Regions from separate parts of the Homo sapiens genome. Here region 1 is linked to region 2. Evidence: chromatin loops called from intact Hi-C (ENCODE). Cell type or tissue: heart right ventricle. All regions are shown on one strand. Each heading gives the region's core, and the rest is flanking DNA. Links, peaks and the distances in the headings are about the cores only. Region 1 overlaps HJURP (Holliday junction recognition protein). Region 2 overlaps SAG (S-antigen visual arrestin).

Region 1 (16,467 bases), core at 6,983-11,982, 490 kb after region 2:
TGGGCAGGTGCAAAGGCAACCCGCTCTCACAGAGAGTGAGAACTCACTCCTTCAAGAGGGCATTCATCTATTCATGGGGTGTCCACTCCCATGACCCAAAAACCTGCCACTAGGCCCCCACCCCCTAACAATTACATGTGCAATTAAATTTCAAGACAAATGGCATCCGAACCATAGCATTGTGTTAAAATGTAACTTCCATACAATAAAATAACACAAAGTTAAATGACAAATGATAGATGATAGAAGTTAAAAACTGGATTGTTTCATATCATTGGATCCAGAATACATCCAAATCAGGAAGAGGCAAATATAAAACCAGTGTCCTGAGGACATTTAAAAAACCAGGACTCCCAGGAAGACATGCTCAACAAGTCATCAAGAGAAAGCAAACTGTGAAGCAACACATCTTACACCTGCCAGAGCTCAGACTGGCAGCAACTGGCAGCGATAATGTGGGGAAAAGGTACCTCTTATATTGTGGGACATTGGGCAAACTGGGGCAGCCATTTGGGAGAGCAATTTGGCAATAACTATGGAAGTTCAAGGCACACCCATCCGTGACCTGTAATTTGCCTCTAGGTGTGTGTGTGCCACAGATAGTTGACAGTTATGCACAAGGATCACGGGTGGATTTTGCACCCGTCCGCAGACATCCAGGACAATAAACCACCTAGAGAACTCAAAGTGAGATGCCCACATCTATCAGCTCTTGTCATATTCAGTCTCTTGATGAAACAAAACTGTAGCATATGTACAGTATTAATTTACTCATATAGTTTGAAACAGAGAGACTATACCATATATAGTTTATGGGGCCCTTATTGGCAGATCTGTAAGTTGGCAAGACCCATGCCCAGATCCTTCCACCTCACCTTCCTCCACTGGATGACAGAACACCGGCCTTTCTGGCAGCCAGGCCTGGCCCGGGCAGCAAGGTTTCAGCTGTCTGCTGGGTGTGGGGGAAGGAGAGGCACAAGCAGTTCTGGGTTGCAGTGATGGTTTTCCTGAAGAGGAAAGGGTGGGTCGCGTTGTCCTTTAGGAAGCAGCAGGCCTGAGGGAAGGCTCTAGATCTGTAGGGGCCATTCTGGCCCTGGCTGAGCCTGAGCCAGCATTACACTGCCGGCCTGTTCTTTGAGGAAATGAGCCGTCTGTGAGGTCTGCAGCACCTGGCGAGGTTCTCGGCTCTCAGCAGCGTGCACCCTCCTTACTGACTCACAGGCTATGGATTGAATTATGATTAAGTCCTAGCCCCTGGCATGATGGTATTGGAGATGGGGCTTTCTGGAGGTGATTAGGTTTAGATGAGGTCATGAGTGAGGGGCCCTTATGATGGGATTAGTGCCCTCCTAAGATACCAGAGACCTTGCTCTCTCCAGCATGTGGGGACACAGCAAGAAGACAGCTTTCTGCAAGCCAGGAAGAGTCCTCACCGGAGCCCAACCATGCTGGCTCCCTTGTCTTAAACTTCTAGTCTTCAAAAACTGTGAGAAAATAAACTTCTACTGTTTAAGCCACCTGGTCTCCAGCATTGTTATGGCAGCCTGAGCATGCAGGTGCGCACGCACACACACACATAACATGGTCCCAATGTAAGACGCAGGGGGGAAGAGATATGGGGCAGGGTATGGGGGTGATACCTGACATCAGGAGAGCAATCGCCTGGGGCGGCAGGCGGGAATGAAAAATGTGTAATTTAATCTCATTTTAAATCTTTCATAAAAAAAAAAAACCCAAACTCATATGGCCATATATTAACTATTTACTCCAGCATGAGTTTCACCAATGTATTCTGAATATGTGAAATATTTCATTACAAAAACGTCACCATGATATCCTGTCATCAACAGCTTCAGTAAGAATCATGAGGAGTCACAGGCGCTGTGGCTGCAGGAGCGTCTGGGACCACCAGGACTGTTTATTTTCCTTCAAGGGTCATTGCATGCAGGGCTCGAACTTACGTCTCACAAGCAAACAATATTCTCGAATGAAATGGGAAACAGGAGAGAGGATTCTCTGGACATATCTAAATTTAAAAAAGAACACACGGCTGGGAGCAGTGGCTCACGCCTATAATCCCAGCACTTTGGGAGGCCGAGGCAGATGGATCACGAGGCCAGGAGCTCGAGACCAGCCTGGTCAATATGGTGAAACCCCGTCTCTACTAAAACTACAAAAATTAGCCAGGCGTGGTGGCGCGCGCCTGTAATCCCAGCTACTCGGGAGGCTGAGGCAGAAGAATCGCTTGAACCCGGGAGGCGGAAGTTGCAGTGAGCCAAGATTGTGCCACCGCACTCCAGCCTGGGCGATAGAGAGAGACTGTCTCAAAAACAAACAAACAAACAAACAAACAAACAAATAACCCCCCCCCAAAAAAAACACACACATCAGAAAAACAGGCCTATCAAAGAGAACCCTAAAAATTCTAATTGAGCAACTTTATTCACATAATTTCTACACCAAGAACTCGAGGTTATCTCTGATGGAACCAATTTCACTAATATTTACTTTAAGGGCAGAGAAGTCAACCAAGTCCTCACAGTCTCAAGAATCAAAAACAAAACAAAAATACAAACAGAGAGCAAGTGGGAAGATAAATAACACTCCGAAATAACCTAGCTACACACTTTTAGTTTCCAATTTTTCTAGCATGAAATCACTTTTCTCTTCCATCCTGTAAGACGTGTTCTCTCCTCTAGGAAAAAAAAAAGACAAAGAAAATGATGTTAGCAAAATTCTAGAATTCCCAATGCCAGCCACTAAAAGGTTAACTGTTTTCTACTTATTCCATTGCATGTATAAAAATACTTATAGAAAGTGGCATTACGTTAAATAAGTAAGTTATGTTAAAGAAACAACAAAAATATAATGGCAACCCCCCGACCCTGCTCCCCACACTCCCCCAGGGAGCACAAGCTGGTGGGGAAGTCCACATCCCACACCCTGGCCCAGCTAGCGCTGCTGCACGAGTGAATTTAGGAGTTCTAAGACTTAAGCTACTTTTCCATATCTATTAAAAGGAGAGACAGCCTGCCTATTGGACAGAATCGATCTAATCAAGGGGTTCTGGTGGGGATGAAAGAAGATAAGACGTAAAAACGGTTCAGCATGGCCTGGCACACAGAGAGCACTCAGACGTTAGGCATGAAAACTCCATATGTAGTTGCAGCTCATGAAGAATTGGTCTCTTTCCTCAAGAAATCTATCATTTAAGCGGGAAAAGCAGAAAAACATAGGAAACCAGTTAAACATGTTTATATTGTGGTTTAAAATGAAACCTGGGGTGTTCATGATTTGACTTGCTATCAAATTCCAGGGTAGCTGGGAGGGCCCTGCGGGGCCACCAAGGGCTGAGTCCTCAGGATGGTCCCACAATAATGCAACCTCACACCATTCTCTACAAGGCCGAGGTCCCTCCTGTGTGGCTGGGCCAGAAGAAAGCCCTTTAGACTGAGCAGGTGAAAAAGCAAGGCAGGAGCCTCTGCACGGAGCACTGGGGCAGATGTCACTCATGGAAAGGGGTCTGCAGGCGACTGGCACGGTGCCAGATCATGGAACAAGGTGGGAAAAGGCACGAGACAAAATCCCAGGGGCAGGATGATGGTAAAAGGAAGAGCTGGGGCACTATCTGAGAAAAAGCAGTTAGGTTTAGACAAGCAGGACGAGCAGAGCAGAGGAGCTCTGATGTGTGGGAGACCAGGAGAAACCTCAGATCTCTCTCTGGGCCGGACAGTTGTTTTTGGTGAAATTCTCCCCTTTCAACTGAGAAGGAGACTCTTGAGAGGTCATCTGTTAAACAGAACGCATAAACTTTGCCTCAAAGCAGCCTCCATGAAGTGTCTGCCATGAAGATGTAGCTGAGATTCTTGAAGGCTTCACTAACTGTGGCTGAAAGTCACCCGGCTGGTGGTTTGGTCTGAAAAAGCCCCAAGTGGGCACAGGAGTGGGCATCAGGCACACAGTTGGAGACCAAGACCCGAGGGAAAGACTGCTGTTAGCCGTGCACTGCCAGGGGAGGAGCTCCGAGGGCCCTGCCCACACAGTGCCCCTGACCCTAGCTGGGGCCCTGCAGAGAAAAACCTTTCCCATCACCTGAACACTTACGTATGTCCATCCTCAACTGGGAAGACAGATGACAACCAAGGCTTGTTTCATCTGCTTCTGGTTAGCTCACACAGTATGACTTTATACACGAAAATAACTTTGAAAACCAAAACATCCAACAAAACCTGGGAGCTTCTAGAACTGAGCCAAGGAGCCTGAGCCGCTAACCCATGAGACTGGTCTGTGTCCAGACAGCTCCCCACTGCAGCACCCACCATGTGCAGCCCCTGGGAGGGTGGGGGTTACCTGCACGGAGCAGGCAGCTGAGCGGTGGGTGGAGTCTAGGGAGGATGTCCGAGGATGCAATAGCAAAGAACTGGGGAGTAGGGGGAGAATGCCAGTGAAAGTTCCCTGGAAGGGAAGGGCTGTCCTACGGCAGACCCTGGAGCAGGTGGCCCTGAGCAGTCCAAGGGCATTGGGAAGACAGAGTGACAGTGAGAAAGGCCCCAGGGGGCTCAAGCCACAGGAGGCCGCTGGCGGTCTGAGAGTGTGGTCTCTGCCATGCACAGGCGGGACTGCAGGCTTCGAAGGCAGGCACCACAGAAGGAACAAGGCATACCAGACCTTGGTTCTGAGCTGGACGCACGGCAGGAGCCAGTGGCTGAGAAGGGCTCGCAGGCCAGGCGGGTCCAGGTGGGAGAAACAGAAAATGGGACACTTATGGCAGGCAGGGTCCACCCAAATGACCTCAGAGAAGAGGCACATCGCCAGGCTAGGGCACAAGGGAAGAGGATACTGGAGACACGGCCTCACCTGCTGGAACCACAAACACACAAAACCCAAAGGAACCGGCCAAATCAAACCCACAGTCAAGTCCCGTCCACCTGTGGGTTAAGAAAGTCGCATCCTCCAGATCCTGACTGTGGACACACAGAGAAGCTGTGCTGGGGAATCCAACCTTTAATGCCAACAAAGGTACTCACTCCCACTGACCCACCCCACCCCACTGTCTCTAGAGAAAAGGGCACACGCAGACTAAAACTCTAGCTGACATGATTCGCACAAATTAAGCTGCAGAACAAGGTGCAGAAGTTTTAACACTGAGCACTGAGATATCTGCAGGGCACCCCTCGCACCTGTGAGAATACTGTGCTCGTGGCTCTCCCAGGCCACTCTTGCTCTTTCCCTACCAGGAATCCAGAAATAGGAAGTCATTCGCTTTAGATCACTTTCGCCTTACAACAGCTATTTTCTGAGTGTCAGATGAAGAGGTTAGAAATGAAGGTTTGACAAAGACGAATAAAGCGTAGTAAGTGAGGATTTGCAGGAAAAAAGCCTCTGAATGCATTCTAATGGAAAGTGTGAAACTTCTGCAAGAGCACTTTCTGCTTTACCTCGATGCATCTTACACAGGGACACATTCTTGATAGAGACGCTGACTTTACAGGAAGGAAAAGCATTTGGGAGAAAGCTCAGAAAATGATCACGTATGTAAGAATTCGGCTGAGATTCACTAAACGTGGCGCAAAGATTCCTACCATAAAAAGCCTCTGTCCAAAGAGCAGTCACTCACATAAACCACATTCAACCAACAGAAACACACCTACCTCTCTTCTGAGTTGGGCTGTGAAGAGCTGCCCTGGTCTCCCGGTCTGACGGTGTTGTCCACCCCATCTGAGGCACCCAGGGAATTGCCCTGGCGTCCGGAGCCCTGGGGTTCTGATAGCCTGGGTCTTTTTGCAGGGAACTGATGGTCCCTCGTGCCATCCCTCGTGATGGCACGAGCAACACATGTAGATGAAGGAGCCTCAATTGCAGTTGAGCCCAGTAGACTTTTTCTGCACCCCAGGGGTGATGATGGCAACTTCTGGAAACCCTGGAAGTGAGGGTCTGGATTTAATTTTCCTAAGAAGCCTTCTGTTTGATATCGAACTTCCATACTTGCTTTATCTGTAGACACTCCAATACATAAAGGCACTGTCATCTGCCCAGGAGATTTGAGGCAATACTTTTGATGAAGCTTGTCAAATTCTTCTTTAATTTCATCGTAACGATTCCTTCCGTGGCCTGGCACTTCTTTATCTGGGACTGAAAGAGTTTTGCTGGGTGACACTGACTTTCTAAATATTCCAGAACTATTTCCCTGAACGTGAAGGTCAGATGTCTGCTGCGGGCGAGTTGCGCTGTGTGTGGGGTTGGTCTTTGGAAGTGATGAAGATGAATCGCTCTTGGGCAGGCACCTACCTGCTTCCAGAGATCTTTTGCCTAGGTTTTCAAAAGCCTCACTTAAACTTTTTGCTTTTGCTTTGCTGGAAGGTAAACTCAGCCTGCGGGTTTCTAAGCCCTGAAGGCCACCAGGACTCGCAGGACCCCCTCTGTACATGTTCATGGCCCAGGAGTCCGGGAGGCACATCCGGCGAGGCTGGTTCCTGGGACTCAGGCAATATTCCCGATGAAGCTGATCAAATCGGATTTCAATCTCCCTCTGACGGTTCTCTCCATGGCCCTGTCGTATTGTTGGTCTGGAAACTATTTTTACAGGAGAAATTAACCATTTTAATGTCCTAAATCTATTTTCCTCATCAAGATTATATGTTGCACTGGAGTCGAAGTAAATCAAGGAAGAATACTTCGAGGGTGTCACTTTGCGCTCCTTCCAACTTGGATCTAACTTATGGATTTGGGGTCTGTTGACTTCAAGAAAAGCTTTTTCCAATTTTAAACCTGTCTTACGGCAAGAAACATCTAATACGTTCTTGCAATCTCTTAATGCCCCTGTCCCTTTCACAGGCTCAGAGCAGGGTATGAAGTTCTCCTTGGAGCTCCTCTGAGAACGTCTGGCTCCTTTGCAATATGTTTTGTTCATCCTGCTCTTATATCTGTGCCTCCTCCTGGAGTTCCAGTTTTGCATGATGAACGTTTTGGTGGAGATGATGCTTGATGGCTTTGTGCTCAACAGCCGGCTCATGGAGTGCAGCATCCCTGCGTACAGGTCACTGATGGTCACATTGCAAATGTCATCATCTTCAAAGGGCTGGCTGCTTAAGAAGCTGCTGCTACTGGTCTCTTGTAGGGAGAGGCTGTCATTTCTAGGTACTAAGGCCATGTCTGTGGAGGAAGGATGCAAAGGATCCCATTCTCTGGGAGATGAAGCTGGTTTCGCTGGGTCACCAGGACTCTTTCTGGAGATACGACTGCAGTATCCTGGGAGAAAAGATACACATAAAGTAAAGGTGTGTTACCATTCTAAACCATCCATGTGCACAGATGACAGAACTTAAGATTGGATCAGGACTATGTTTTTTTAAGCAATAGCAAAAACAAAAACACCACAAATGTGTAGGAGTAGACTCTTCTCAGAGATATTTTTTGGTATCAAAATTTGATTTCTACTCTCCATCGTACATTTCCCAAAGGTGTCTTCCTTTCCCTCTAGGCTGTTTAGAAGATGGATGCCTTTTCAAAAGCTAATTAGAAACTGAAAAATGACAACACTGTTTACCTACATGGATGGGAAGGGGTGTAAGACTTCTAAACAAACCTCTTCATATAGCTTTGACTTTTGCATCATGTAAATGTTTCCTATATTTAAAAAAAAAAAACCAACAGTGATGGGAAAAAACCATAAAATTGAACACAAACAAAAAAAAAATCTGTATGTTAAATTGATAAAGAGAAAAAAAAAGAGTCCAAATACTCTGAGTGTCTGCCTCTTAAAGAGATATTGTCTAAGGATAAAAAGAGCTGCTTGGAAATTTTCAAGCTTATTTAGTAGATGGTTGTGAAGAGTGGTAGCAGGTGCTGCAATGCTAGAGTTATTTTATGCTGTACAATTGACCAGATGAGCACGTGTTAACTCACTGCGGCTGGTGAGAACTGGGAGAGGCAGATATGGCATCAGGGCAGGGGTGAAGAAGTGCTCAAAAACGCATGTCGTTGCACTACACGACACAAAAGCCAGCCTGAAAGGGGCTCCCTGACAGCTAAATCTGGGGTTACTTGAGCGTCAAATTGCATACCGGCAATGGATTATAACATGTGAATCAAAGAACAAAAAGACTCCATGAATTCCTACTGATCCTAAAAAATAAAAATAAAATAAATCAAAGCATGAGAGGGAACTACAGGAAGCAAAAAAAAGAACCAGAGGGGAGATAGCTCTTTTGAGCAGAATAATGCCAACTGACGTGTGCCAAGGAACGGCAGAGACAGAAACAACCTGGGCGGGGACCTCCACCCAGGCGATCCGCATTGCTGGCTTCTAAGTCACTGGGTGAGAAGCTTTTAGAGAAAAGGTTCCTAGGAGATCTCAAAGAATCACACATAGATGACTCCAGGGAAAAAGGGCCTGTCGCAATGAGAAACATCGAAGTAAGGTCTTACCTTAACTCAATGACCAGCCTAAAAGTCACCAAGAATGGGACAGACTGACCAAATGTTCTGAGAGGACACGTCATCCCTGTAGTAATTTTGCCAAAAATGTTTAACGTGAACCTAACCACGAGGAAGCAATCAGGTCCAAATTCAGGGACATTCTGCAAAATTACTGGCCTGTGCTATTCAAGAAAGGCAATAATATGAAAGGTGACCATGAGGGAGAAAATGCCAAGGAGCCGCTCTTGATGGAGGGAGACTAAACGCAACGGTGGTACCAGCCTGAGTGGGTCCGGAAACGATCAGGCAAACCAGAAAGGCTGCAAAGGACGTCACTGGCACAATGGGTAGAACAGTACCGCATCAATGTTCAATTTCTGGCCTGTGTTAAGCGTACTGTAGTCATAAAGGAGAATTAGCCGATTTTTGGAGGTATGTGTGAGGCATTTAGGGATAAATGCATACACAAATGCAAATAAATACACACTGTGTGTGCACGTGTGTGGCAGGGGGTGATAACGCAGATATGACAACATGTTAATTGTGAAACAAGTGAAGGGTGTTCACTGTACTAGTCCTGTGCTTCTGGAGATGCAAAACTTTTCAAGCTAGTAAACTGGAATAAAGAGCAGACGTGGAGGAGAAAACAGCTCATTTTGAAACATCTTAATCTTCCAGTGAAATCCAAGTATATCTCTAACAAGTTATGTTGATGAAACACACCAGGAAATGATGGCGTGGCCAGTATGAGCAGCTCTGAGGGGCCACGCAGCTCCAACAAAAGTGAAGGAAACACGCACTGTTCATACAGTTTCTATGTCACACTCACCGGGGGCAGGCACGGCAGGTGAGGCCAGTGAAGGCAGCGGAGTCACACGTACATCCCTTCCAGCTCTGTTACCTGCACACTGAAATCAGAGCCAGTGGTTACAAGAAAAAAGTTGCCAGGTGTCAACTGGGTGCAAGGAGCTGGGTTCTCCCCTGACGATGCGGACTGTGCATCTTAGCACAGCCATGTCGACAAGCGTGTGAATGTGGTGACAGTGGCCAGCTAGGCTTCGGGCAGTGGGAAGAAAATATGTCCTACTAAGATCTGGACAGTTGATGTGGTCTCCAGGATAGCTTCCAGCCACAGTCACCACTCACCTGCCAGTAACTTCTTACCCCAGGGGCGCTGGTAGCTTTCTTTGTCTAGCATTATACTCAGACCACAAGAACACCTAGGGGCCAACCGGACGGTGGACAAAGAAGACCCAGTAGATCCGTTCGTTCCTAACCCTAATCTGTTCCCTGGATCAACACAGCAACCAAGAGGACACCACTTGCTGCCTTGGGTTAAAGGAAAAAGCATTTCAGGTACATCCACTAAGTCGGTGGTCCACAAATACAGGCTTTCCGCTGGTCAGCAGCACAGTAAGAAAACACATACACCCCTGTGAGATTGCTGCCTTTTTCTGGAGATGAATTCTTATTCTGCAATGTGTACTTCCTAAGTATTTGGTGTTGCAATGTCCTTTATTCTATGGCAGAGGGCACTGACCTTAAGAGAGGGGTTGGCAGGTGAGTGTGCCCACCTCTCATGCCATCACATCCCCCCCCTCCCAACATGACCTCTCAGCAGGCGGGACAGGTGCCAAGGGTCAGCCTCCTCACCTTGCAGCTGATTCTAGCCTGATCGCACCAGGGAATGTGGGGACTATTGCTTCCCTAACTATGCAGCTTCAAATCCTGGTCCAGAGGTCAGGGCTGCTCTTAAGAGTCCCGTGTGTGGCCCCAATAGATTTTTTTTTTTTTGAGATAGAGTCTTGCTCTATCACCCTGGCTGGAGCACAGTGGCACAATCTCAGCTCACTGCAACCTCCGCCTCCTGGGTTCAAGCGATTATCCTGCCTTAGCCTCCCAAGTAGCTGGGATTACAAGCACGCACCACCACACCCAGCTAATTTTTCTATTTTTAGTAGAGATGAGATTTCACCATGTTGGCCAGGCTGGTCTCAAACTCCTGACCTCAAGTGACCCACCTGCCTTGGCCTCTCAAAGTGCTGGGATTACAGACATGAGCCACTGTGCCTGGCTGCCCCACTAGATTTTTCTGTGAGTTGCCCCAGAACAGTGGGCAGAGCACCCCTGCCAGGGCTCCCACCTTCCTGATGGCGCTGCCCTGGGGGACCTGGAGTGTTTATTCAAGAAGAGCAAGTATGTCAGCATGTGAATAAAACAATTTGGAAATCATTACTTCAAATGCTCTTTATGGGTTCTGTAGAAAAAACAAAAAGCATAATAACACTGTACCTCAATGTATTTAGTTTATGATCTAATTATATAAAAACAAACAACTGGGAAACAGATTACCTCAAAATACTCTGCACCTTGTAGCAGTATATCCACTTGGGTCAAGTATTTCCTTCTTAATTCATTTTTCAAAGGGCTTTGAGGCACTGCAGGCTGATCAAAAAAGAGAAGTCAGAATTTTTAAGAGCTTCTGAGTATAGCTGACCTTTTGGCTTCTGGAACAAACTGGCAAGCTCATTAATGTACAAATCTTTACATGATCCTACTCAAAGTCACTTTCACCTCCATGATGTTATTCAAAGTCACTTTTTCACTTCCTGCTATGTTAATAATCCAAAAGAATGTAAAAAGACACACACACACAAAAAAACCATGTCTAGAGAAGTTTATGACAGCATTGCTAGACCAGGAAAAAAAAAATCTGAATATTCATAGGTGAGTTCAGGACTCAACTACTGGTAATAACTTCAAACTGGTAAGTTTATAAGAAATTCAGTGCTCCTGGCTGGGTGTGATGGGTCATGCCTGTAATCCCAGCACTTTAGGAGGCTGAGGCAGGTGGATCACTTGAGGCCAGGAGTTCGAGACCAGCCTGGCCAACATGGTGAAAGTCCATCTCTACTACAATACAAAAATTAGCTGGGCATGGTGGTGGGCGCCTGTAGTCCCAGCTACTTGGGAGGCTGAGGCAGGAGAATCGCTTGAACCCAGGAAGTAGAGGTTGCAGTGAGCTGAGATTGCCCCACCGCACTCCAGCCTGGGTGACAGAGTGAAACTCCATCTCAAAAGAACCAAAAACAAAAACAGAAATTCAGTGCTCCAGCTCAGGAGGCTCTCCTACCCCTCCCCTGCTAGACACTGGAAATAGAGGGCGTCACCCTCTATCCTCTGCTGAGTGGGGCTGGCACTTTGGTTCTTGACTCTTGGTACCACCCACTTCCCCTTTGTTCCAATCCCTACACAATCTCTCAGTGAGCATCCACTTTCTTCCCCAGGACCACGGCCTTTTTCTTAGTCACTGAAAGTCACACATGGGTGCGTGGGAAACCCTCTGCACAAAAGTAGCAATTTTAGAGGAAAACCATGCATCAGGTATTCTGGCAGGCAACAGAGTGTGACACGGGGGCCAGGAAAGATGCTGGAGCTGGTTAAGCTCTGTGTAAATTCGCATCTATCCCAACCAAGGAGGATAAGAAGCACATCCCATAAGAAAACGGGTGGTTTCTGTGACCCAGGGGGCACTCTGGGAAACAGACATATAGATGACACTTACTGTTTGGGTTAGTGACGGCTGCCCAATGAGGCGACCTTGTGACTTGGGGCATTTGAGGACAGACCTGGAAATACTCCCTAGAACACCTCTCTTTTTACCCTGCCCCTGTAGGGGAGACTGACCGAGAGCCCAGCTTTCCTGTCGTGTGCTCATCCAGGCAGATGGCGCCCTGCCAACCACACTGACAGCTTTATCTGCAGAGTGAAAATCATCGTGAATCAGGCTTGCACTGGGGGTAGAACTGGCTGCCAGGTGCTAGACTGAGAGGAGGGCCTTACCGCTGAAGGGAATCGACACGAGGAAATCCGAGACTTGGAAGTAGCAAAAGCCAGCCTCAGGAGAGGACTTCCAGAAAAGTGCAGGCAGCGCTGCCCGCCTCAGGCCACATGGGCTTTGATGGACCCCTGAGCCCCCAAGCGCCCCCTCTGTCCATTCATTACTAAAGGCAGCACTTACTGCTAAGGCCCAAGCAACTGACTCTTCCTGGTCTGACGTGGCATCGACCTCACCGCTTTTTGAATCTAAAAGTCAAACAAGTAAATCTCAATCAGGATTTTCAGGAAGGAGTGCATTTTCCTCTCAAGGATGGTTTTGGCATCACTTCGAGTAAGTTGTACAGTAAAAATCCCCATTGCTTCAAGGGTGCACCCACTGGAGCCATCTACGGCTGCCCGTGGTTCTTAGTAACCCAGAGAACCCCTAGAATGGGAAACTGCCTGGGGCCATGGAGTGAGGAAAGGCAGATTCTGCACCACCTCCAGCTTTCCATGGCCTCTGAGCCTGGAAGTTGAGACGCTCAAGCCCAGCACTGCTCGACAGAACTTCCGGTGACCATGGAAAGTTCTCTGCCTGCTGTCCTAGGCCAGCCACTAGCCACACCGGGCTACTGAACAGCTGGGATGTGGCCAGTAAGGCTGAGGAAATGGATTTTAAATTTTATTTCACTTTCAACTAATTTAAATATCATCCAGAGAGGGCTGGTGGGTGCCATACTGGGCAGTACATCTATCAAATAACTATTTCCTGTGATTTCAAGCGGTTGGGGAAATTCATGGACCTAAGGATTTATAGTTAAAATCTGGATTAATAGCAGTAAACACATAGCACCACAGGTAAATATCCTCATGAAGAGCTTTCCAATTCTACTCTGAAAGACCACCAGCTTCCCTTTAGCGACTCAACACCCATCACTAACTATTGGTGTAGGCAAGGTGCCAGGAAAGGGACTGGGCAGAGGGGGACAGAGGCTGCGGAAGGCCAGTGTCCAGGAGAGACAGGTGTTTAAAGGCTAGTGACAAAACTGTTTCGCAAGCAGAGGAACCCAGGTCTAAAGAGCTCAGATAAGAGTGGGGGTCTGTTCCAGCCTGGGGATCACAGGGGCTTCCCGGGGGCAGCAAGGAGGCCATGCGGTCAGGCAGGACTTCAGGCCCCATTCTGGGTTCTGGCCTTTTACCCCAAAAGCAATGGGAAGCCACGTGTTGCATCAGAGAAGCGGCTTGACCACATTCACAGGGGCGTCAGTGGGGCGGAGGGAGCCCGGGTGGGGTTGGAGGCTGGTGCTCAGCGGGGACATGAGAGCTAACGAAGCACAAGGCACAGGACAGGGATGCCTTGGCCATGAGGAATGAGGCAGAGGCTGAGATGAAGATCCTGGGTTTCTGGCTAACGCTAGAGGGAAGACGGCAGGGGCCTGTACTGAGGCGCAGAGCAGAAGATGGGGAGCCTGTCTGTCGGGCTGAGTCTTAGCTGTGCCAAGTCTGGACATGAAGTATTGAAGCAGAGGGGCTGCTGGGCAGTAAAACGCCCCCAGTTGAGTTCTGGCTGGAGGTTACAGTCAGCACACAGAGAAGCCATGGCTCCACCTGGGGGAAGGGCAAAGGCAGCTCAAACAAACCCTCTAGAAAGGGCATCCAGCAGGGACGGGAGGCGAGCAGACTGCAGGCTTGGAAGGACGAAGACAGAAGGAGGAAAACTGGAGGAGCATGGGGCCGAGGAGCAGGGGGCCACAGAGGCCCAGGCCAGAACTTCTGGAAGGTTTAAATGCAATGGAGAGCGCAAAACCCAAAGAATAAAACCCAAAGAATGCTAACAGGATTTAGCAATGGGGTTGTGAGAAACCTCACCCAGAGTTGGGCTTTAGAGATGGAGCCGAAAGGAGTCGGGAGAGGAGGAACACACGGGGTTGGTGGGGTAGGGAATCCATGGCACCAAACGGAGCAGGTTATTTCACTCTGGTGGTAAAGGGAACTGGGCAAAGGGATGTGGCAAGGAAGGGGCCCAGGACAGGGGAGAGCCACGAAGGGTCTGATGTATCTAACGTGAGTCTGAGCGCATCTAAATACCGACGGATGGATCCAGGGGACAGAGACTGAAGACAGAAGGAAGGGGTGAGGGACAGATTCCCTAGAAAAGAGGACAGGATGGGGGTGGGCAGTGAGACTGGCCTGGGGAAAAGGAAGGAGCCTCCTAGGAGGACGAAGTGGGAAGCTGCCCTATAGAAGTGAGGGTTCACAACACCACCCTGTAGGGGCAAATCTTAAGTCTTACTAAATCTGGATATTAACTTTTCACATGGAGGGGCATGTTTATTTACTCAAAAAACACCTGAGTACCATTCATATGTCAGGCACCGGATGTAACTGTGGGCAAGGCAGAGCTCAGAAGGAATCAACAGGGTACTTTAACATGATTTTAGTTTTTAAGATATACCTTAGAAAAAATAAAAACTTCACTACTGAGGAATCTAGGCTTTAAGCTGTTGTAACAGGTGCGTCAGACCTGGTCCCTCCTGACTTCAGTTCTCTGACGAAGGCAACACTCACCGGCTCCCAGGACTGTGCGGTGCGAGGGAAGCTCAGGACCCCAGGCTGCAGCTTGCACGGAGCCATCTGTCCTGTCCGCGGGCTTCATGGAGGAGTCCTCCAAGTGCAGAAGCCAATAAAAACATGGTTGTTTGAGTGACAGCACATTTCAAAGTCACCGCAAAATAATAAAACTGCAATCCTTCTGTTAACACAGGAGACAGCAAGAGCCTGCCACAAGGCTTCTCTTCTCCCTGCATGTCCACTTTATAAGAGGCCTCAAGAGCGTAGGAAGGAGCTGAGGCTCCCCTGGGTTGCAGCGGGGGCTGCTACTTAAAAAGCCACTTGGAAGGAGCAGGGAAAGTCAGGGGCCCAGGCACGAGCAGATAAGCTCACACCTCCTAACAGTGGCCCAGGGATGACAGGGACTGGGGCAAACAAAAAGCCAAATTGAAACAGAACAAAATTGTCCTGAGGTCATCAGCGAGAACAGAGAAATAGGCAAGTGGCCCCTGGGCAACTTCCTGTGATCTTTAAAGAATATGCTGGAGTATTTAAGGCGGGGAGGAGCCAGTTTAAGCCCAAGCTAACGCACAGAGGCAGCTGCTTGTCCTGACCAGGAGCTCATACCTGGTGGGCAGAGGTGGTCGGGCGGCCACACTCCTGGTCAGGCCTGCTTCAGCTCTCCAGAGCCTGCTCTATAGCAGGCCCCACGAATAATCCCAGAGCATGGCATCGGTGGGTTCTCAGTAATGAAATTCAAGCATTCAGGATACCAGATTGGCTGAAATATTAATATTTTAGGAACCACCCAGCCTTATAAAAACAGGGCGTGAGAAGGTGGCGAGGCCTATACCGTTAGGGATGGTCCTCAGGTGTCAACTCTGAGGGTTCAGAGGACTTGGGGCTACCCAGGAGCACTACAGGGTAACTGAAGCCCACTTCCAGAATATCAGAACCTTTGCTTCCAGTGAAACCGTCACGTAAGGTGGAGTTTACAGGGTTGTTTTGTGGCTGTGTCTGAGGCAGAACCTGGTTTGAGAATCACAGAGAAGCAGACGATCTACACCAACCCCAAACTATGTGGTAGCTCTGGTAGCTACAAACAGAACCCAGGCATTGTGTTATAACCAACCCAGCACAGGTCAACACCCGGCCTGCCAGGGCCCACAGCCTCCCCCAGCCTCCAGGGCGGCAGGAGCACCAAGTCGTCTGGGAAAAGGTGAAGGCGGATCTGGACACTGTCACCAATAGCAATTACAGTGAAGTCAGAGATGTCCCCGCTGAAATCTCAGGCTACGCCCAGTTTCCTAATCCCAAGAAAGGGTCTGAAGATTCTGGAGACCCAGGTAGGGTTCCTCCTACATTTTAAGCAAAAACCTTAAATAAATCTTTAAATGAAAACTTTTTGCTACCAGGACCATATTAAGCACTGGTCTAATGAGTGGACATCTGTATTATGCATAATTCAAAGAGTATATATACTTTAACCCGATAATCCCACTTCTCAGCATTTATCGAAAAGGGGGACTATCAGTATTGGGAAGAGACAAGGACCGGGATTTTCTCTGAAAACCATTTCTAACAGAGGCTTTATAAATAAAGTTTTATTGGAACACTGCCACGTACACTCATTTACATATTATTTTCGGCCACTTTCCTCCTGCAACACAGAGCTGAGTA
Region 2 (13,085 bases), core at 7,126-12,125:
CACGTTGGTCAGGCTGGTCTGGAACTCATGACCTCAAGTGATCCGCCCACCTCGGCCTCCCAAAGTGCTGGGATTACAGGCATGATCCCCCATGCCCGGCCTTTTTAAACTAATCATCTTGAGAAAGAGATGAAGTCACAGGTAATGAAGTTGAACATTAAGGGATGGGAAGACCCTGGATGTTGTGAGTTCGGGTGCAAGGGCCATGAGAGCTGGGCTGTGTCCTGCCTCTGAATCATGGGAAAGGGTCGTGTTACCACTGTGACAGTTAACGACAGGCGTTTGTTTGTGTTTTCTAGCTTTCTGGGAGAGCTCACCTCCAGGTAAGCCTGTTCACCTTCCTTGTTTGATTGTTTCTCAAGATATCAAAGGCAGCAAACTTGGGGCTCCAAAACGGTTTCTGATGAAAGCTGCTTTCTGGACAGTTGTGCTCAGAGGTGTTAGGAATGATGCTTTGCCTTCGGATGCATCACAGAACCGTGGCTCATAGGCGTTTCTTTGGGACCAGATTTCTTTGGGACCACAGCTAGACCTATGCCTGGGTAAGGACACACACATACACACCCAGAAAACTGGCACACTCCATGCAGCCAGCTTGTGTGTGTGTGTGTGTGTTTGTGTGCGGTAAAATACACATAACATAAATTTTACCATTATATTATTTATTTTATTTTTTGAGATGTAGTCTCACTCTGTGGCCCAGCCTGGAGTGCAGTGACGTGATCTCGGCTCACCGTGACCTCCACTTCCTGGGTTCAGGCAATCCTCCCGCCTCAGCCTCCTGAGTAGCTGAGATTACAAGCGTGTGCCACAACACCTGGCTAATTTTTGTATTTTTAGTAGAGACGGGGTTTCCCCATGTTGGCCAGGCTGGTCTCGAACTCCTGACCTCCAGTGATGATCCTGCCTTGGCCTCCCAAAGTGCTGGGATTATAGATATGAGCCACCACACCTGGCAAATTTTACCATTTTAACCGTTTTGTTTTATTTTATTTTATTTTATTTTGAGACAGAGTCTTGCTCTGTTGCCCAGGCTCGAGTGCAGTGGCATGATCTTGGCTCAGTGCAACCTCTGCCTCCTTGGTTCAAGCAATTCTCCTGCCTCAGCATCCTGAGTAGCTGGGATTACAGGTGCACGCCACTATGCCCGACTAAGAGCTGAGATGATGCAGTACATAACCTCAATGCCTGTCTCAAATGTTTCTTAACTTGCTGCTGCTTCGTGCATAATTTAAAAGGCAGCTGTCACTATTTGCAATACCAAAAGGTAGAAACAACCCAAATGTCCACCAACAGATGAATGGGATAAACAAAATGTGGTATATCCATGCAATGGAATATTACTGAGCCATAAAAAGGAATGGAGTACTAGTACATGCTACAACATGGATAAACCTTATACTAATAACACTACGCTAAGTGAAAGAAACCAATAACAAAAGGCCACATATTGTATGAATCCATTTACACACAATATCCAGAACAGGCAAATCTATAGAGATAGAGAACAGATTAGTGGTTATGCCAGGGACTATAGGGAGGGAAAATGAGAGTGACTGGTTAAGGGGGATGAGATTTTCTTTTTGGGTAATAAAGATGTTCTAGAACTAGATAGTGGTGATGGTTGCATAACAGCGTAAATGTATTTAATGCCACCGAATTGTGCACTTTAAAATGATGAAGCTGGGCAGGGTGGCTCATGCCTATAATCCTAGCACTTTGAGAGGCTGAGGCAGGTGGATCACTTGAGATCAGGAGTTCAAGACCAGCCTGGGCAACATGGTGAAACCCCATCTCTACTTTTTAAAAATACAAAAATTAGCCAGGCCATGGTGGCATGCATTTGTAGTCCCAGCTACTCGGGAGGCTGAGATAGGAGAATTGCATGAACCCAGGAGGTGGAGGTTGCAGTGAGCCGAGATTGCGCCACTGCACTCCAGCCTGGGCGACAGAGCGAGACTCCATCTCAAAAAAAAAAAAAAAAAGTTCCCACTGCATTGTCTTTCAGCTTGGGCCTGGGGATCTTTTGTGACTCTCCGCAGCCATAGGTCTTTGCTGTGTTACTTACAATTGTGTGTATGGGTGTTCACACCAATCTTCATTCTTTTTTTCTAGTGAAGTCGCCACTGAGGTCCCATTCCGCCTCATGCACCCTCAGCCTGAGGACCCAGGTCAGTTATGTCCTTTTTTAGCTTTCTTTAATTATTTGCTACTTGCAGATTTATTGTTGATGTATTTCTAGTCTTTCTTGACCGCATCTCAGAGCATGGGAGTGGCCAGGTGTAAGAGATTCCATGTGATCTACAAGGTGAATAGTCTGGGGGGAAGGGAGGGCCCATCTGTTCAGCGCTGAGCCGGGTAGATTATCCACCTTCAGCTGGAGTCTGCAAGATGTAGCATCCTTGCTCTTGGACAGGGACAATCTCGTGAGGTTTTATCATGAATGATTTAAGAGCAGAAGCTCTGCTGTCAACAGACCTGGATTTAGAATTAAAGATGATTTAGGTAAAAACTTAATTTTAGAGCACGAGGATTTTGCATTTCATTTGGAAACAAAAGGCCTCATGTTTCATTTGAAAGCATTAACAGACATTTAAAAGAAGATAATTTTTTTTTTTTTTTGAGACGGAGTCTCACTCTGTCACCCAGTCTGGAGTGCAGTGGTGTGATCAAGCTTACTACAGCCTCAACCTCCTGGGCTCAACCCACCCTCCTACCTCAGCTTCTGAAGTAGCTGGAACTACAGGCATACCACCACCCTTAGCTAATGTTTTTGATTTTTAGTAGAGATGAGGTCTTGCCATGTTGCTCAGGCTAGTCTTGAACTCCTGAGCTCAAGTGATCTTTCTGCCTCATCCTCCCAAAGTGCTGGGGTTACAGGCATGAGCCACTGCACCTGGCTGAAGATAACTGTTTTTTTTTGGGGTTTTTTTTTTTTTTTTTTTTTTCTGAGATGGAGTCTCTGTCACCCAGCTGGAGTGCAGTGGCACAACCTCGGCTCACTGCAACCTCTGCCTCCCGGGTTCAAGTGATTCTCGTGCCTCAGCCTCCTGAATAGCTGGGATTACAGGCGCCTGCCACCCCACCTGGCTAATTTTTGTATTTGTAGTAGAGACGGGGTTTCGCCATGTCGGCCAGGCTAGTTTTGAACTCCTGACCTCAGGTGATCCACCCGCCTCAGCGTCCCAAAGTGCTGGGATTACAGGCGTGAGTCACGGCGCCCGGCCTGAAGATAACTATTTTTGACAGTGGCAGTTATGGTAAGAATACAGAAAATACTAGAAAAGAGGGTCAGGCTGGGTTCCTGACACCTCAGCTCATTTGAATTATAAATCTACTGGCTCTTGTATGGATGCGAAATGATGCAATAGTTGTATGACTCTGAAAACATATAAAAACCACTAGACTGTCGACTGTGAAAAGGTAAATTGTATGATATATGAATTTGATCTCAATCATTCTCTTTCTAAAAAGGTAAATGAAGCAGCAAAAATAATATAGGTGAAATCTCAGAAATTCTGAAGAAACATTCTCTGCATCGAGGCAGCTTAGTTGACGGGAAAGAAAAACAGATCTGTCTAAATGAGAACTCTCCGTAGGTATAGGAATAAGGGATATTTTAAGTAAAAGTGGTATAAACAAGCAGGGTTTATTTTTCTCATACTTTACAAATAGCTTTTCTATATTGGTAGTGAAATGCCGTTTAAACATTAGAATGAGCCCCCACTATTCATTTTAGGTTTTGTCTCAACAGTACTTTGTTTCAAAATAGCTCTTCCAAATACTTTGGATTCAGATCCTCAATGAACTTTTCCAAAACTGTCCCTTGGAGAAAAATGTAGTCCAGCTATATGTTTTCAGTTCATTTATGCTTGTGTCATTAAAATGTTACTTTTTCATGGTGTGGGATTAAGATGCTTTCTGGTTCCTTTCAAGGACATTAAAAAGATAGTCACTTGAGGAGATGTCATAGTTTATGTTGGGTTGTTTTCTGGAACTTTGAGTAGACTTTATGCCTTAATTTTTTTTTTTTGAGACATAGTCTTATTCTGTCACCCAGGCTGGAGTGCAGTGGCATGATCTCGGTTCACTGCAACCTCCGCCTCCCGAGTTCAAGTGATTCTCCTGTCTCAACCTCCCAAGTAGCTGGGATTACTGGCACGCGCCAGCACGCCTGGCTAATTTTTGTATTTTTAGTAGAGATGGGTTTTCACCATGTTGGCCAGGCTGGTCTCAAACTCCTGGCCTCAGGTGATCTGCCCGCCTCAGCCCTCCAAAGTGCTGGGATTACAGGCGTGAGCCACCGTGCCCGGCCTGACTTAATTTTTTTAAATTCTTTTCCATATACAACTTTCACGTTCCAGTCATTATGGCCTTAACAGTGAACATATCACAATGTCAGGATGAAACAATGATCTTTTGTACTGTGAGATTTCTGGGAGCAAAGGTTAAGACAAATCACCCCATGGTTACAAAATTCTGATTTCTAGAGATATGAGATAGATATGAGATAGATGAGATTTCTAGAGATAAATGTCATCTCTCCTGTCTTCTCTGCCTAGTTCTCGGCTCCCTGAGTCTAGGCTGGTAGGATTCTAAGCAGAGAAAGCATAAGCTATATGTAGTTAAGCCCTGCTGGAGCCTGGGGACCAAGTAATTTGTGTGTAATAAGTGCTGTGACATGCTACCAAGTTTTTATTGTCCCCTGTCAAGGGCATCTTTACTGAATCCGAAGATGCTGATTTGATTCTTCCTTGTTGTCTACCTCTGCAAGGCTGATGGTCCCGCTTAGTGTAATTTCTTCGCTGAGCACTGTGGGCCGCAGGGTATTTCTTGCTCAGGGGATGTTTTGACAAGCTAGCCTCTCTAGGGCCCCTGTACGTAGCGACCCTCATAGACACTCCCTCCCAGTGCTGGCTTCCAGGTGGGCACCAGAGGCGAGAGTAGGGGCTCACCATCAAATCGCCGCTGTGCTCCCCAAAACTAGGTGGGCAGAAAGCTAAAAAAGTACAAAAACCATTCAAATTAATAGCAGTTAGTCTGGGGATACAACACATGTGAAAACATAACTCAACAACAACAAAATCAATATGTTAACAGAAATTGAAAACTTTGCGGCTGGGGGTTGGTCCTCAAGCTTTAATGCACACTCTAACCCTGGGGTGCTGGTGAACGTCAAGTCCCAGGTCTCAGGCCTCTGAAGCCTGACAGATGGAGGTGCCAGGGTGCACATGCTCACGGCACCCTGGCGACCCTGACCTCAATGGGGTCCCGAGGACATGGAAGGAGAAATACTTTGAAAGGCGAAGCAACTGGCTGGGCAGGGAGGCCAAGGCGGGCGGAACACTTGAGGTCAGGAGTTCGAGACCAGCCTGGCCAACACGGTGACACCCCGTCTCTACTAAAAATACAAAAATTAGCCAGGCATGGTGGTGGGTGCCTGTAATCCCAGCTACTTGGGAGGTTAAGCCAGGAGAATCACTTGAACCTGGGAGACGGAGGTTGCAGTGAGCCGAGATTGTGCCACTTCACTCCAGCCTGGGCAACAGAGCAAGATGCCATCTCAAATAAATAAATAAGAAAGGAGAAGCGACATCAGAGGGGGCAAGGCTGATCAGGGAAAGCATCCTAGAGTTGAGACTGGGGGGGTTTCATGTGAGGAGGTGAAGGCTGTGGCACATTGTAAAGGAAGCAGTGATTTAAAATGCAAGGAGAGGCCGGGCGCAGTGGCTCACGCCTGTAATCCCAGCACTTGGGAGGCTGAGGCTGGCAGATCACTTGAGGTCAGGAGTTTGAGACCAGCCTGGCCAACATAGTTGAAACCCCTTCTCTACTACAGATACAAAAATTAGCCAGGCATAATGGCGCATGCCTGTAATCCCAGCTACTTGGGAGCCTGAGACACGAGAAACTCTTGAAACCAGGAGGCAAAGGTTGCAGTGAGCAGAGATTGTGGCACTGCATTCCAGCCTGGGTGACAGAGAGAGACAGTCTCAAATAAAATAAAATAATAAAATAAAATATAAAATAAATAAAATGCAAGGAGAAAAGCTGTTCCAGTGGGAAAGGCAGGGAGGCAGGAATTACACGCAGTGATCATGAACTGCATGTATCTAGGCCTTATCTCTCAAATTGTAAAGTCACCTAAAAGGTAGACATTTTCTAGGTACAGCTATGATATAGAATTTAGACTAACAAATGTCTCTCTCTCCCTCTTCCCTGCCTCCCTTTTATTCCATGCTTACAGCTAAGGAAAGGTGAGTGAGCCTCTTGAATGTGGCCCTGATTTGTCCTATGCTCTGGGACCTTCTCCTCCAGCACAAAACCCTCTTTGAGTCTTTGCACATATCCCAAGCTCTCCTGCCGGCTCAGGAGGCACATCCGCTACTTCCCGTCTGCTCCCTAGTGCTTACGGCACGCACGCACCATTACACTGGGTGTGCTTGCTCACTCTGCGCGTGCCTTTGTTTTCTCCCATTGGTGCTAGTTAAAGGAATTTTAAACGAAGCCTTGAGGAAAATGGCGTGCCCCCATGTTCTATCATGGGGAAAACCTTGATCAGTTCCTTCGTTGCAAAAAGATCAAGGATCTTGTTTCAGTTTCAGCTTCAAAGGGCGTGCAATGATCAAAATGTTGTTTGTTTTATTTTAGTTATCAGGATGCAAATTTAGTTTTTGAGGAGTTTGCTCGCCATAATCTGAAAGATGCAGGAGAAGCTGAGGAGGGGAAGAGAGACAAGAATGACGTTGATGAGTGAAGATGTCGGCTCAGGATGCCGGAAAATGACCTGTAGTTACCAGTGCAACGAGCAAAGCCCCACAGTTTAGTCCTTTGGAGTTATGCTGCGTATGAAAGGATGAGTCTTCTTCCGAGAAATAAAGCTTGTTTGTTCTCCCCTGGGTCATGAGTTGGTTGATTTGTTGGGGAGGCTGAGTTGATGACATGACACAAGCTGCCACCATTAGGGTCCCTGGAGTGGGAGGGTTGGGGAGAGGGAGGCCAGCCTCCCACGGAAGGGCTCACCACTCCCATGAGGGAGAGAAGGCGTCTGGAAATCAATGTGCTCACCAGGTGGGGCCCTCGGTGTGTCCAGGGGCTTTCCTAGGAGTCCCAGTCTGAGCTGTTTCTCTGGAAACAGTGCCTTCCCGTCTGTCCGTCTGTCCTTCCTTCCTTCCTTCCTTTATTCCTCCCTCCCTCCCTTCCTTCCTTCGTTTCGCTCTTGTTGCCCAGGCTGGAGTGCTGTGGCGTGATCTCAGCTCACTGCAAGCTCCGCCTCCCGGGTTCACGCCATTCTCCTGCCTCGGCCTCCTGAGTAGCTGGGATTACAGGCGTGTGCCACCATGCCCGCCTAATTTTTTGTATTTTTATTAGAGACAGGGTTTCACCATGTTAGCCAGGCTGGTCTCAAACTGCTGACCTCAGGTGATCCACCCACCTTAGCCTCCCAAAGTGCTGGGATTACAGGCGTGAGCCACTGCGCCTGGCCACCAGTGTATGTTTCTAATTACCTGACCAGTCCCAACTTCCAGGCCCCTAAAGAGCCTCCTAAGTTAAATAGGGCAGAGAACATCTGTGGACAAAAATACTCTTGGTTAATGATTCAACTTTTGGGTCCAGGTGTCTGTTTGAGCTTTGGGTTGTTGGTAAAGTTCTATTCAATGCAAGAAGCAAAATCAGATTTGGTTAAATTAAGGTGGGGAGAAGGAATGTAGTGGGAGGACCCCGGTGTGATCAGAGAACTGAAGGACAAACCTGAGCTGCCACACCTGGGGTAAGCAGGAATCAGAGAAGCTTCAGGGGTCAGGGACCCACTCTCCAGGGCGGCTCTTCATGCAGCTCAGCACCATACGTTCCCAGCTCTGCGTCTCTTGGTCCCAGTGGGCAGTTATTGGGAAGGAGAATCCAACTGGCTCAGCTTTGGCTGGGAGGATCAACACCCCGTGGTCAGCGATGGCAGAGCCCAGCCCTGGAGATGGAGAGTCCCAGAAAAGGGGGTTGATTGTGAGTCACATGGGCTTACTTAGAGCGTGCTTCACTGAGACTGGGCGTGAGAGGCATAGGGGAGAGCACTCTGAGTGTCAGGGAGGAAGGTGAACTGCAGGTGGAGGAGGGATAATAGAGGTGATACCAGGGCCTTTCCTTTGTGGGGTCCCTTCCTGCCCTGAGGTACCCACCGGGCCTGCTGCTGATGGCACAGATACTGAACAGGCTCATGGCGGCCAAGGAGAGGATGGAGATGCATAGGCTCTGGTCCATCTCTGGTCCATGCTTTAAGGGAGCAGGGTAAAGGGGGGTTGGAGATTCCTCCACAGTTCAACCCACTCACAGAAGGCAGAGGGTGAGTGGGAGGGGTTCTAGATGGGGAGTACACGTGGATCAGGCTTCTGGGATGGAACATGGCGACAGAGGGCTGGCCAGGGTATGGGTTCCATACACATGAAGGTTCCCAGCATCTGGGGTTGTTCAGAAGGATTCCAGCTGTTCGGGTCCTGGAGATTGGGATTTAGATGAGGAGGCTCCACTTGGGAAGCTTGGATGGGATCCCAGACAAAGCGAGGTGTGGACCCGTGTGCTGGCTCACGCATCCTGGCATTGGGAGGAGGATTTATAATACACTAGACTACAGGTGGAAGATTGGTCCTTCAGGCTGCGAGTTAGCAGGATCAGACACAGTCCCTCGTTCTTTTTCTCTCTATGCTAAGGTAATGGTGCACGACCATTTCAACCCATGCTCCCCTCAGGGCACGCAGACAAGGGATGGCCAGGGTGGCACACTCCTCTGAGGATTCCCAAAGCTGTTCCCCATTGCACTGAGCCCTTCCCCTGTCCTCTGCCACAGCACACAGGCTGCTGTGTTTAGCTCCTGCTAGAGCTCTTGGGCTAGCCCAGGGCCTGGGATTCTGCCCTGTGGTGCCTGGTGAGAGGACCAGCCCGTTGGTTCCTGCATTGCTTGACCCCAGGACATCCTAAGTCAGGGTGGACGTTAATAAGCCCGACCTTTGGAACTACGTGGGTGAGAGAGCTGGAGGGAAGGGCTGGAAGACCAATCCCTGGAGAGCAGAGGTCAGCACAGCCCTTACCCTCCTAGTTATTTTGGTGCCAAAATGTCTCGATACGCCCTCCAGGTGCTGGCTTGTTTATGGCCTGCAGCTGGCCACGCTGGGGAGGGAGTTGGGGGAGGAAGCGAGCAGCCAGCTGCCCTGAGCAGAAAGTGGAAGCTTGGCTCAGCTCAGCCTGCACATGTGTGGGGCTGTCTACTGGCATGTAGTGTCCCTTGGTATCAGGAGGCAGGAAGTCTACGTGCAGGTTGAATGTGTGGCCCAGAGTTTTTGGGACAGATGCAGTGCAAGAAACGGGGTACAGAGCAGTTGAAGGTGCTGCATGGAGAAAGTTCTGCAACCAGCAATGAAGGGCTGGAGAAGGGGGATGGATCCCTGCTATTGATGGAGTGCCTACCTTGTGCCAAGTACTTCACATCTGACATGTAACCATTTCAGTAGTACTTATAAATCAGTAGCATCATTCATATTTCTTAGATGAGGAAATTGCGGTTCAGAAAGGTTATGTACCTTACACATAGGTCACACAGCTAGTGAGAGTCAAGGCTTGAATGCTGGTGTCCCTGAGTCTATAACTAGACCTTTGCCCACTGTATGGTGCTGAATGGAAGTAGGAGAGTTTGGTGGAGTGGGGGGAGGGAGATTAGCATTTAGGATTCAACAACAACTGCCCTTGGCCCTTGCTATTTTTTTTTTCCATTGAAATTTTCAGGCTGGGCGAGGTGGCTCATGCCTGTAATCCCAGGACTTTGGGAGGCCGAGGCGGGCGGATCATGAGGTCAGGAGTTCAAGACCAGCCTGGCCAACATGGAGAAACCCCGTTTCTACTAAAAATACAAAAAATTAGCTGGGCATAGTGACAGGTGCCTGTAATCGCAGCTACTCAGGAGGCTGAGGCAGGAGAATCGCTGGAACCCAAGAGGTGGAGGTTGTAGTGAGCCCAGACTGTGCCATTGCATTCCAGCCTGGGCAACAGAGCGAGACTCCATCTCAAAAAGAAAAAAAAAAAGAAATTTTCATTGAGAGACTTGCACATTCACATGCAGTTGTAAGGGGTAATACGGAGAGACCCCAGGAACGCTTTACCCAACTTCCTCCAGTGGCAACATCATGTAAAGCTACAGTACAATATCCCAGCGGGGTATCGACGTGGGTCCAGTCTGCTCATCTGACTGAGATCTCCACAACTGGATTTGTACTAGTGTGTGTATTCAGTTCTCTGCAATTTTGTCACATGTGTGGTTAATTCCTTTTTAGGGTGTCTGTTTTCCTACTCCTTTAACATTTAAAAAACCTTTCTTCCTTCCAGTTTCATTTCACAGGACTGAGTCGCATTTACTGATCTTTGAGGAGTAGGGCAGGTGCGGGGTGGGAGTTGGGGACATTTGGAAATGTGTATGGTGGTTTTTGGTTTTCACATGCTTGGGGACCAGAAGCTCTATGTCACATGCAGTGGAGAAATGTGCTGCTCCAAATGACAATCATGACCCTAGTTCAGGGTAAAAATTGGATGATTCCCATGTTTTCAAGTTTCCCTTTTATATTCTCCAATGTGAAGTGGTTCTTTCTGACAGGAGTTGCGCCTCTTCACTGACGTGTCACAAAGAAGAATTAGGTTGGACGTGAAGTGTGTTATTACTGCCATCTTGATATGCCCTCAAGGTGGGGTAGACTCAGGGAGCAGGCTGTCGTTAGAGATGATTCATAGTGTGACTCATTCAATAAAGAGGCACCGGAGGGAATGTGCTCTTCCAGGCCACCGCTTTGGGGGAGTTGATGTCTCAGCCCTTCCTGAGATCTCCAGGGGAACAGCGCTGTGCGCTCACCAGGAGAACAAAAAAGCTGCTTCATCATCAAAGAACATTTATGCCAGTTTTCTTTGCTTTAAGAATATAATTCTTACCAAGCCTAATCCTCTTTTTTTAAAATACACTTTTTATTTTGAGTAGTTTTAGATCTACAGAAAAGTTGCAAAGATGTTATACTGAGGTCCCCCACACCCAAAACCCCCTATTATTAACCCTTACATGAGTAGGGTACATTTGCCACACTGAGTGACTCAAATGTTGTTTCCAGTAAAATATACTTATTTCTTTCCAACTTTTATTTTAGGTCCAGGGGGTACATGTGCAGGTTTTTTACATGGGTAAATTGCATGTCATGGCGGTTTGGTGTACAGATAGATACTTTTGTCACCCAAGTAATCAGCACAATAATCCCCGATAGGTAGTTCTTCAATCCTCACCCTCCTCCTACCCGGGAATCAATATTGATGCATTATTATTAAACTAAAGCCCCATACTTAATTCTGATGTCCTCAGCTTTTACCTAATGTCCTTTTTCTGTTCTGGGATCCCATCTAGGAACCCACGTGACGTTTAGTCATCATGTCTCCTTGGCTCCTCTTGTCTGTGACAATCTCAGTACTTTCTGGTAATTGCAGATTTCCTCCTCTCCAGCCACGGTTTCTGCTTCTTAACCGTCACGTTCATGCCCTTGCCTCCTTGACTCTAAAATGATGAGTTCTGGGGCCTGGATGTCCCCTGAGCTCCTAACAGGTGTAGGCAACAGCATTTATTATTATTATTATTATTATTATTATTTTTGAGACGGAGTCTCGCTCTGTTGCCCAGGCTGGAGTGCAGTGACACAATCTCGGCTCACTGCAACCTCTGTCTCCGGGGTTCAAGTGATTCTCCTGCCTCAGCCTCCCGAGTAGCTGGAACTACAAGCGCCCGCCACCACGCCAGGCTAATTTTTTGTATTTTTAGTAGAGACGTGGTTTCACCGTGTTAGCCAGGATGGTCTCGATCTCCTGACCTCGTGATCCGCCTGCCTCAGCCTCCCAAAGTGCTGGGATTACAGGCGTGAGCCACCGCGCCCGGCCGGCAACAGCATTTTAATGGCCTCCCTATTTCTAGTCTTCTCTCCTATGGATCATTCTCTGCCCAGACACATGAGTTCCTCTGCTTTCCCAAACCCCCTTGCCAGCTCCAGTGCCCACGGGACTGAAGTCCTTGCCTCAGAGCAGGGCCGGGAGGCTACTCTGCATCCTGGCGCCGCTGCTCACCTCCCTGCCTCCCGCACCCGCCTTGCTACCGGCTTCACCAAAATCCCTCGTCACCCGCTCTGCTCACCTGGTAGGGGTAGTCTCCCCGTTTTTGCGTTTTCCTGGGAAACTCCCTTCATATCTGACCTCTCCATTCCAATCCCAAACCCTGCTCAGGTCACCCGGCTCCCCCGCGGAATGAAGGAATGAACTGTTTCTTCCCCTGTGCGTCCCCGCCCCTCCTCCGCCTTGCACACTCCTCCAGGGTTTTGCCTCTGTGTATCACTCCACATGTAGTTAATTGATAGAAAAGTCCCAACCCTGTGGGGAGGCTGGAGCCCTTTGTGCCTGCATGAGTTCCCTAGGGCTGCCAGAGCACTGCACCATAGGCCGGGCGGCTTCCACCACAGGAATTGACGCTCTCGGTTCTGGTGGCTGGAAGTGCGAGATCACGGTGTCGGCAGGGGGAGTTCCATCGGAGGCCTTTCTCCTTGGCTTGTAGATGCCATCTTCTCCCTGTGTCTTCACATGGGCTGCCCTCTGTGTGTGTCTGTGTCCTCATCTCCTCTTTTTATGAGGACGCCAGTCATACCGGATTAGGGATCACCCCTGTGACCTCATTTTAACTTCATTACCTTTTTAAAAACCTTAACTCCAAATGCAGTCACATGCTGAGGTACTGGGGGTTAGGACTTCAACATATGAATTACGGGAGGACACAGTTCAGCATGCGACTGTGCTGCAGAACTTTCTGGGGGGACGGGGGAAGTGTTTTATATTTGTGCTATCCAGCGTGGCAGCTGCTAAGCCACATGCGGCTACTGAGTCCCTGAAATGTGGCTCCTGTGGCTGAGGAACGGAATGCTGAATTCTAACTAATTGAAATTTAAGTAGCCACATGTGGCTAGTGGCTATAGTACCCTGGGGCACCATGGGGCCTTCGGCCTGTCCCGGACTGTTCCTGCCTTAGGCCTTGT

Evidence for each region. A loop is a pair of places that touch in the nucleus more often than their neighbours do. Peaks named below come from ENCODE experiments on the same cell type or tissue, not always from the same donor. Only the 100,000 strongest peaks of a DNase experiment are listed, where the experiment ranks them.
Region 1: a loop joins it to region 2, with 6 times the contacts of the local background. A loop is called at or near these places in 2 of 110 quality-filtered maps.

Annotation. Positions count from the first base shown.
Region 1 is chr2:233,834,958-233,851,424 of GRCh38, forward strand. HJURP (Holliday junction recognition protein) reads right to left here. Exons shown (of 9, transcript NM_018410.5): 4 at 14,806-14,902; 5 at 12,440-12,504; 6 at 10,771-10,863; 7 at 9,248-9,326; 8 at 5,652-7,248; 9 at 1,745-2,695. The coding sequence ends at 2,620. Among named protein-coding and RNA genes, the nearest start is that of HJURP, 11 kb to the right of the region's middle. RefSeq lists an enhancer at 15,435-15,935. In heart right ventricle, for the core only: no CTCF peak of the experiment used is centred there; no DNase peak of the experiment used is centred there.
Region 2 is chr2:233,340,156-233,353,240 of GRCh38, forward strand. SAG (S-antigen visual arrestin) reads left to right here. Exons shown (of 16, transcript NM_000541.5): 13 at 300-323; 14 at 2,116-2,171; 15 at 6,248-6,257; 16 at 6,652-6,900. The coding sequence ends at 6,757. Among named protein-coding and RNA genes, the nearest start is that of DGKD, 7.8 kb to the right of the region's middle. RefSeq lists an enhancer at 9,346-9,445. In heart right ventricle, for the core only: no CTCF peak of the experiment used is centred there; DNase peaks (open chromatin) are centred at 8,917 and 9,206.